2 separate regions of the Homo sapiens genome follow, and region 2 is linked to region 1. The links are chromatin loops, found by intact Hi-C in ENCODE. Cell type or tissue: OCI-LY7. All regions are shown on one strand. Region 1 overlaps DIP2C (disco interacting protein 2 homolog C). Region 2 overlaps DIP2C (disco interacting protein 2 homolog C).

The links. A loop is a pair of places that touch in the nucleus more often than their neighbours do. Peaks named below come from ENCODE experiments on the same cell type or tissue, not always from the same donor. Only the 100,000 strongest peaks of a DNase experiment are listed, where the experiment ranks them.
Region 2: a loop joins it to region 1, with 4 times the contacts of the local background. A loop is called at or near these places in 1 of 110 quality-filtered maps.

The regions. Positions count from the first base shown.
Region 1 is chr10:513,192-518,191 of GRCh38, reverse strand. The region is part of intron 1 of DIP2C (disco interacting protein 2 homolog C); the gene reads left to right. Among named protein-coding and RNA genes, the nearest start is that of DIP2C-AS2, 110 kb to the left of the region's middle. RefSeq lists an enhancer at 3,177-3,677. In OCI-LY7, no CTCF peak of the experiment used is centred here; DNase peaks (open chromatin) are centred at 1,224, 2,331, 3,991 and 4,611; H3K4me3 peaks cover 3,142 bases; H3K27ac peaks cover 4,574 bases.
Region 2 is chr10:304,199-309,198 of GRCh38, reverse strand. All of the region lies in intron 32 of DIP2C (disco interacting protein 2 homolog C), which reads left to right. Among named protein-coding and RNA genes, the nearest start is that of ZMYND11, 170 kb to the right of the region's middle. RefSeq lists enhancers at 1-776, 2,003-2,052. In OCI-LY7, no CTCF peak of the experiment used is centred here; DNase peaks (open chromatin) are centred at 2,098 and 2,998; H3K4me3 peaks cover 3,197 bases; H3K27ac peaks cover 3,846 bases.

The DNA.
Region 1 (5,000 bases):
GCCATGACCTTGGGGTGGTCAGCAGCACTGGGTGTCCGCCCTCCAGGCCTCATGCCTGTGACTGTGCAGAGACCGAGCTGACCAGGACTTGCTGGCCAGTGTGGCTGTCAGGCTGGTGATATCGGGGTGTGCTTTCCATGTGATGTTCCCTCAACCCCACGCCCACCCCACCAAACTGCCTAGCAGAAATCATGCTGCCTTTCCTTGATGAAACGTTGAGTTTCCTGTGGAGGTGTAGGAATAGCATGATTTGGCTCAAGTCAAAATACTTTGTGGTGAAACTGCACAGAAGAGGATCCTAGGCTTCCATTTGACGTTTAGACAATGCCTGAGGGTTACAGGACCCTCTTGTTAAAAAGCACCAGATGAGAAAGGCTACTGGTTGTTAATAAAGAGACCTTTTATATTATCACAGAGAGGGTGGCTTGAGATAAATTCAGTGTAACATACTTGTGTTTGTAAGCCGTCAATCAAAGGGACCATCTTTCTGCTGGTGACACGTTTCTGGTATTGATTTTGTTCTGAAAAAGGATGAATGGCATTCGGTAGAATCATTCCAAAATTCACTTGGAAGGCGTCCATATGGTGCCTTCTTTTCTTCTGACATTCTGGGTATCATGAGGAATTATTCTTGCCTTCACCGCCAGCAGGAGGCTTTTCCCAAACACCTGCTCCTCTTCGGCGTTGTGGGTGTGAAGGGGTCAGAGTGACCCTGTCTTCATGGAGCTTTCAGACACCAGGACAGTGTGGGGCGGAGCGTCGGGCTTGGGTGGGCCAGAGGCTTTCCCCAGAAAACAGCTGCTGACTCAGGACTGCCCTCGACTCCCCTCCCTTGTTCCTTCACCTAATGTCTGAATTAGGGCTGTGTTCTACCATAGTGGGGGTGTCATGTTAACTGGAAGTGTGCTTTTGTTCTGGGCAGTAAGTAAATTCATGGTACATTTGCCAAGGACAGCAAGGTTTGATTTGATGAATCCAGTGGAGAAATGGAGAAGGGAAAAGGAGAAGGGGCTTGGCTGGATGGGGATGTGTATGATGGGAGCGGAGAGGGGCGGCCATGCAGGCTGGTGGGATGGAGGGGCCAAGTCCGTGTTTCCATGGAGTCTGTCAACGTTTGACTGTGCCACTAGACCTGAACCTCTGTGCTCTACTTTTAAAAACCCCCACAGTGAGGAAGCCCCTGATGGGCCTGAGTTGGTACTTCCTGTGGCCATTGCTGGGAAGTGCCGCGGATGCCTCTCCTGGCTGATGATGGCCCCGGGCCTGGAAACTGGGTTCATCCTGAGCTCTGCGAGGGGCTTGGGTTCCATGCACAGCAGGCACCTGCGCATCCCCCTCCCCCATCCCCCTGTCCCCCCTCCCACCCTACCCCCTGTCCCCCCCCCACCCTACCCCGTCCCCCCCAACCCCCTGTCCCCCCCCACCCTACCCCCTGTCCCCCCCCACCCCCTCCCCCTTTCCCCTCCCTTCCCCCCCTTTCCCCTCCCTTCCCCCCCTTTCCCCTCCCTTCCCCCCCTTTCCCCTCCCTTCCCCCCTTTCCCCTCCCTTCCCCCCCTTTCCCCTCCCTTCCCCCCCTTTCCCCTCCCTTCCCCCCCTTTCCCCTCCCTTCCCCCCCTTTCCCCTCCCTTCCCCCCTTTCCCCTCCCTTCCCCCCCTTTCCCCTCCCTTCCCCCCCTTTCCCCTCCCTTCCCCCCTTTCCCCTCCCTTCCCCCCCTTTCCCCTCCCTTCCCCCCCTTTCCCCTCCCTTCCCCCCCTTTCCCCTCCCTTCCCCCCCATCCCCTCCCTTCCCCCCCATCCCCTCCCTTCCCCCCCATCCCCTCCTTCCCCTCCCCATCCCCCCCCTCCTCTCCCCCGCCTCCCATACTGCCCGGTTGTCCCTAATGGAAGAGAATCAATGATGCCACTTCACTGATCTCCAGGGAAAGCAGGTCAACAACAGGTTATAAACGTGGGAACATTTTGGAAAAGCTGTCATCTGCTTGTCAGCTCCATCTTTCCTGCCCGGAAGATGTAGGGAGAACCTGCCTTCAGCCCACCCTCATCCCATAACAGGATGGAGGACAAAGGTACAGAGACCCAAGTCATGCCAGTGGCTTCAGGAAACCCCCTCGTTTCCTCTCGTCGTGGAAGTGGAAACCATCCCACTGGACTAGATCTTCCTGGGGAAGCCCCTTCACCCCGAAAGCAAGGAATCTGGTTTGAGCACAGACATATTCTTAGTGCCATCACTTTCTGCAGCTAAACTCTCCGTGTGTGGCCTGTTAATCTTGCTAGTTCAGTGTTATTGGGTCCCAGGAGTTTCTGTGGGTTGATGGCAGGTGTTTACCATAGTGTTTAGAGACGAGAATAGAATTTTATCTATTGTGTGAAAATCAGGTGATAACCATTGCCGTGTGATTGCTTGGGTTGGGTGGGGGCGGTGCTCATAGCTTTTTCTGAAGGCTTTCTTATTTTTATTTTTATTTTTTTGAGAGACAGTCTCACTCTGTTGCCCAGGCTGGAGTGCAGTGATGCGATCTTGGCTCACCGCAACCTCTGCCTCCCGGGTTCAGGCAGTTCTTCCTGCCTCAGCCTCTTGAGTAGCGGGATTATTAGTGTATGCCACCACGCTTGGCTAATTACAAAAATTTTTAGTAGAGACAGGGTTTTGCCATATTGGCCAGGCTGGTCTTGAACTCCTTACCTCAAGTGATTGGCCCACTTTGGCCTCCCAAAGTGCTGGGATTAAAGGTGTGAGCCACTGCACCCGGCCCGATCCTGACATCTTTTAAATCTGCCTTCATGAACCAAAAGCCAGTCTATGTTTGAAAATCAGCTTGGAAGAGCCTAGGAGGAGAGGGATGTACTTCAGCTAGGTAAATAACTATGCATATGTTAAAAATATAGGCCACAATCTACCTCAAATGTTAACTCTTCTGCTTTGTATTTTATATCCATTTATGGTTATTCTTTCAGTATTAAGATTTTTAAAGATTCTTTTGACAATTATGGACAAGTTACTATTAAAACTCAGCTGCATTTGTAACACTTTAAAGAACCAATTGGATGACATTTTTTTCCCTGAGGCATTTTGGATAGTTATGTAATTAACGTTTATAATTCTTAATAGTGATAACACTAAGTGTTAAAATTATGGAACAATTTGTTTTTCTGAAAATTACTATCTGCCTGCTCACCAGGTGGGAGCTGATGAGAACGTGGACGTAAAAATTGTTTTTAGCTTGTATAAAAGAAGTTAAAAAAAGCTTGTTTTTTGCTACTACTGAAGTTGCTTAGCTACAGAAATGAGGTTATTGCAGGCACCTAGAATTTTACCCCCTTCACTTCCACAGTGGGAATAAATCCTCCAAGCACAGGAATCCGACATTCTGATATTGAGACTCCTAGGCATAAAGCCCCCCATGGAAGGGGGGTGGTGATTACGTGAATGTTGGCGTTGATACGGGCATCCTCCAAGCCGGACGCAGGGAGCAGGGACGTGCAGAAAGACCAGGTCCCTCAGGAGCCATGAGGAAATACGGTGTTGGCAGCAGTGGTGAGGGTCGGTGTCAGGGGCCAGGAGGAGGTGGCGAAGGGAGCATGTGCCTCAAGGCAGCCCTGGAACCCGCGGTCCTTGGAGTGAGGTCTGGTCTGCAGGGGGACACGGACGGCCATGCGGTGAGGCCCACAGACAGCCTGGACTTGGCTGCCTCAGAACCCTCTGGTGAACATTGCGAACGGCCCTGCAGGGTTGCAGTGTAAATTCCTCGGACAAAGAAGACGCCTGGAACTGTTCCCGGCACGAAGCCAGCACCCTGTGAATGGTGGCCGTTGCTGTTGTGACTGAGTGCCGTCGAACTGGGGGCATTTGTTCTGCTCAGTTCACTTAATTGGGCCAGGAGTGGGGTTGCCATGCCTTCAACAAGCTTGACGTATTGAACGAGAACTGAGTCGATAATGCACTGTGTAAATACGCTCTCCTGGCTAGAGTGAGCAAAGCCCAAGGAAGGGGGGTGGTTCTTCAGTATTAGCAGGTGTTTGTGGTGGGGCCAGCTGTGCGGCTGGCAGGGCGAATGCACCAGGAAGCCTCTGTCCCCCCGAGGTGGCCAGCATTCCTGTTACACATGCTATAGGCAGAAGGTGGGCACTGCTGGGGAACTTGCTCATGTTCCTGTTCTCTGATTGGAAATTCAAGGTTTCTGAGCATCCTACATCTGAATTTGTACATTGCCAAGACTGTACACATTTCAGCACTGTTTTTTCTGCTTTTTGGATCTATACAACCTGGCATTTGGCCGTGGCTTCCAGGACAGGCTGGATGGTGAGTGAAGTCCTTTCCTCACTGTCGATGTTTGCAGATGTCTTTTTGTATAAACTTTGTATTTCTTGAGAGGTTCGATTAGGTTTTTACTTAATGAGACTTTTAAAATTGCCATGCACATGATTCTACCAGTTACAATCGTGAGCTAACGTGAGTTTTTGGTTTTACTTTGATGAATGTTTAAACATGTGCAGGCTGGACATGGGGTGGGGGTGGAGGTCATTTATCTACTTTTCATTTCCTTCTTGGTTATACTTAGTGACTTTCAGGTAAGGTGTGGAAGGCGTGGTACAGGGTGAATTGCAGGCTGCAGTGTGGCGCAGTGGACCGCGGTGTGGCACGGTGGACAAGAAGCATGGGCTGCGGTGTGCTGTGGTGGACGAGAGCCACGGGCCGTGGTGTGGCGCGGTGGAGGAGAGGCGCGGGCCGCAGTGTGCTGTGGTGGATGAGAGGTGCGGGCTGCAGCATGCAGTGGATGAGAGTAAAGGGGAGACTTCCGTCCTTGAGGGAAACACGCGACAAACAATTTTAAAAACTGATCATCTGGCTTACATGGTCCAACAAATTCAGTTTGCAAAGTTTGACTTCTAAGTTATTGTAGTAACTTTTCCCCTAAGTCATTAATTTAGTAGCTTATGTTTATTTCTTTTGTCTAAAGCGAGTCATAAATTCTAACATGAACGACTAAACATGTAATAATT
Region 2 (5,000 bases), 210 kb after region 1:
CCCACTAAGATGCCAGAGAGGAAGGAAAGAAGGCGTCATTTTTACTGCAGACTTCCCCCGTTGAAACAGATCATCTTCCACTTGGTGACTGTAGAGGTGCCCGTTCATTGTTGCTTAGGTGAAGTGCGTGGGACATGGTGCCTTCCCTTATCGCCGTCAGCAGCCGCTCCGTGACCTGTTGCTGTGTGTGCCTGTGCCCCCAGGGATGTCTGACATGCCTGGAGGCATTTTCGATCAGCACAAGTTGGGCAGTGGCTCAGCTGGCATCTGGTGGGGGGAGACCAGGGGTGTCCCAACAGCCTGCATGGGACGGCCAGTGGCTGAGAGCTCACACGCCAGGGCCAGGAGCCACGCCCGCCCTGACGGTTCACACTCGTAGATGCATGCCTGGCCCTGTGGCTCTTCCATCAGGCCCTCTGGTCGACAGAACCACTGGCTGCACAGTTATAAAATCACAGAAGAGTGGTGGCCACGTAGGAGCCCTCAGGAGGCCCTGCAGGCTGAGGGCCAGAGGCAACGCCTGCCCCCAAGGCCACCAGCTGCCAGGGACAAAGTTCAGTCTGGAACACTTAGAAAAATCAGAAATGTAGTTTTAGATTAGGTAACTTGTTTCTGGGCATACAGTTTTCTAAATAATCACTTCTGGGCATTAAAACAAATTCACCTGACTCCCCATAAGAATTCTTTGGAAAATAACTCATAATTATATAACTTCCTGAAGGAGTGAGCAGTAGCTCATCAATAACACATGTATGCAGTTCTGTCTGTGGCCTGGCCCTCAAAGCGTAACCTTTTCCCTGACTAGGCTGCTAGCTGCTTTGGAAAGCATCTGAAATGGAAGTGAGAGTACATAGGAACAGGAGCTGGCGGTGCAGTTCACTTTCCCACACACCACTGCATGCCTCTGGTCGGCACCCACGCCGCTGACCGTCGCTGCTAGCTGGCCTAGGCTCTCACCCTTGAGCAGTGCCGAGGGGAGCTCCTCGGATGCCAGACATCTTCATGAGACTCAGACCTGGCATTTTACATACAAAGAAGGAAAGCAAAGTCTGGCTGTAAAGTGACTTCCTTTCACCGGGCCCCGCCCAGGCACCCCCAAAGCCTCCCTGCTGCCCTCCAGATGGACCGTGTGCTGGGCCCCGCCCAGGCACCCCTGAACCCTCCCTGCTGCCCTCCAGATGGACCATGTGCTGGGCCCCGCCCAGGCACCCCCAAAGCCTCCCTGCTGCCCTCCAGATGGACCGTGTGCCGGGCCCCGCCCAGGCACCCCCAAAGCCTCCCTGCTGCCCTCCAGAGGGACCGTGTGCCGGGCCCCGCCCAGGCACCCCTGAACCCTCCCTGCTGCCCTCCAGATGGACTGTGTGCCGGGCCCCGCCCAGGCACCCCTGAACCCTCCCTGCTGCCCTCCAGATGGACCGTGTGCCGCTCTTTCTCCCGTGCCCTCGGGTGGGACACCACGCTGCCCTTCCCTCCCGGCTTCTGGGGCTGCTCTCACTCTTCTCATTCCTTTCTGTTTTTTTCTCCGCGATGTTCTCTCTTTGACCTTTCTAACCAGGTCTGTCTGTGGTCCCCTCCGTCTGGCTGGGCCCCTTCTCCCTTACCCCCCCACTGCAGAGAATCTCAGCGGCGTCCCAGTCTTGCTCTCCGATGCCCTCACCACCCACTCACAGTCCGCAGCCCCCAGCCCACCTCCAAGGAGTGTGGCCCCAGGGGCCTTTTCTCCAGTCCTCCAAGCCAGCCCCAAAGCCCTCTCCTTCCTTAAACCTCCCTTAAATATTCCTAGGTAAAAATGTCATCCAGCTTTAATCTCCAGCATCACTTTCAACCTTTACCAGCATGTAATATGCCTGGTGCTGCAGCCACTGGCAGGGGGCTCTGGGTCACACAGGTCAGAAGTCAGCTCCTCTGGGACGAGGTATTACACTCTGTAACCTCAGTTTCCCTCTTGCCTTAGTCTGTTTCCATTTCTGTAAAGGAACACCTGAGGCTGGTGATTTATAAAGAAAAGAAGTGTATTTGGCACACAGTTCTGCAGGCTGTACAGGAAGTGTGGTGCCTGCATCTGCCTCTGGTCAGGCTTCAGGGAGCTTCACTCATGGTGGAGGGAAAGAGGGGCCACAAGTGCAGAGATCACGTGGTGGGAGGAGGGGACAGACTGTTTTTAGCCACCGGCTCTCCCGGGAGCTGGTAGAGCAAGAACCTGCTCACCCCCAGGGAAGGCCTGCATCTATCATGACGGATCTGCCTGCATGACTCCGACTTCTCCATTAGGCCCCACCTCCAACCCTGGGAATCACATTTCAGCAGGAGCTCTGGGGGTGCTCAGAACAGGTGCAGTAAAGCCAGTCTTCCCAGGCACCTGTGAGGACAAAGTAAAGGAATGCTGTGAAGAGCCAGACTGGGGCAGATGCTGTCACTATGAGCTCCGGCAGCTGGATGGTGACAGAGGACTCACCTCTTCTGATCCACCGGCCCAGGGCTGCTGACCACAGAGGGTGAGAAAGTCGACAGTCCAAGGCCAGCAGTCGGGAGGCAGTGAAATGAGAGCCACTAAAAGCACTGATCTTATTTCTTTCTTGTTACTCTTCCTATAAAAATGGGATGGTGGTTTTCTCACTTGATCTGCATTAGGCTCTGTCACAGGATTAATTACTGTTCCTGTTGCTTTAATGGCACACTCACTTGCGAGCTCCAAGGCACCTGCCCAATTATCGTCTAATTACTCTGGAGAAGGTTAGCTTATTGGTATGCACATGCAATTTCCTTGAGAGAGAATATGAATGTGCACACGCACAAGAAAGACGGCCTACAGAGGAAGACCACCATTGTGAAAGTCAGTTGTCGAACAGGGGTATTAGCCATTTCTGCTTGGTTTTCTGCCCCTGTTTCTGATGCCCTTTTTATTCTTGGAGCCATGGTGGGTGGGACCTGCCTGCATCTGTGACAGGTCACCATGGAGAGCATTTCTGCATCATAGAGTGAGGGGACACACTCTCCCTGCTTCTGGAACAGATTACAGTCCCACATGTGCAGGAAGGAAATGATGAAATTGTGTTGAGACTATTTGCAAGTGACTGTTCAATTTTAAAATATTTGTTACAGTGTAATTCATTTAAAATGAAATCATAAGTCTCTCAATGACTTCCAATTTGGTCTTTCCATGAATACTTGAGTTTTTCAGACTTTAGATAGGAAAAAAATATAATATATATATATATATATATATTTGTCTGCATTTGAAGATGCGGTTTTAAGGCTGGGAATGGGCTCACACCGGTAATCCCAGTGCTTTGGGAGGCCAAGGCAGGAGAATCACTGGAGCCCAAGAGGTTTGAGGGCAGCCTGGGCAACATAGCGAGACTCCATCTCTACAACATTTTTTAAAAATGAACTAGGTGTGGTGGCATGTGCCTATAGTCCTAGCTACTTAAAAAGCTGAGGTGGGAGGACTGCTTGATCCTGAGAGTTAGAGGCTACAGTAAGCCATGATCACACCGCTGCACTCCAGCCTGGGCAATGGAGCAAGACCTTGTCTCAAAAGAAAAAGGAACAGTTTTAGCAATTTTTTACATCTTAAGAACATTACATTGGTGTAAAGTCCTAGAATGAAAACTTTCTTAGCTTCCTCCGGGCTTGTAACCTGAAGTCATAACTAAAGGGTATTACCAGAAAAGCATAGATACTAAATTAATTCCTACTCATTGGTTAGCCCAAGTATCAAGATCCTGAGAGCAGGGGCCACAGAATAGAAGTACATCAGTAAACTTGAGACTTAGCAGCAGAATGGAGGGAGTGAAGATAGAGACAAAGACAAACAGCTTAACAGGAGCCTTTCACCCGATCAGGTCCTTGTGTGTGTGTCTCAGTGCATGTGTGAGTGTGCTGTGCATACATGCATGTGTGTTTTGCAAGTGTGTGAATAGTGTCTGCACATGTGAATATGAGTTTGTACATGTGCGAGCTTGCCTGTGTCATGTGTTGCATGGGTGAGTGTGATGTGGGTACAAGTATAAGTGCATATATGCATGAGAGTATGAGTTTGTGCAAGTGTGTTGTGTATATATGCTGTTGTGTGTTACAAGTGTACGTGTGTGCAATACTGCATGTGTTTCAACTGCACATGCATGTGCATGAGTGTAGTGTGTGCTGCAAGTATAGACACGTGCATATATGTGTCATGAGTGTGTTGCAAGTATGTTGCAGTTGTGTGACTTTCAAATGTGTACACATTTATGGCTTTGCACGTGTCGTGTGTGTGCATACAAATATGTAGCAGATATTTGTGCACACGAGTACATGCAAGTATGAGTGTGCATGTGTGTGTTGCATGGGTGGGTGCCTGTATGTGGTACAAGTATATGAGGGTTTGCAAGAATGCAAGTGCACTCCCATGTGCATGTGTGTGCAAGTGTGAGTTTGCATGTGTGAGTGTAGTGTACTGTTTTATGTGTGTGTAAGTATGTTACATGTGTACGTGTGTGCATGCAGATGAGTTTGTGCTAGTGTGTGGGCTATGTGAGTATTGTGTGTGTGTTGCATGTGCACATGCACACTGAGTCTTAGTATTGCCTTGTATTTTGTATGTGGAGTTGTTACAAGTATACACACATGCATATATGTGGAAGTGTGTGTGTGTGTGTGTGCATTCGTGTGCATACATACATGTGTACATGAGAAGGATTTGCTGGGAGGGGGCCAGAGTTCTCCAGCTGGTCTTTAGTCCCTTCATCATGGCCTGTGGTCTTAGCAGACTGAGAGCTGGGCTGTCTGTGGAGCTCGTGTCCCTTTGCTGAATTAGTCATGTGCTGCATAGTGCTGTTTCTGTCAATGACAGACCACAGTGGTCCCCAAGACAGTGTCCCCTAAATGAGAGTGGTTCCGTAAGACTGTAATGAAGCTGAAAAATTCCTGTGAAATGGAGTTTATTGATGTTGTGGCCATCATAATGCAATGCGTTATGTGTTTGTGGCAATGCTAGTATAAACCTCTGCTGCCAGTTG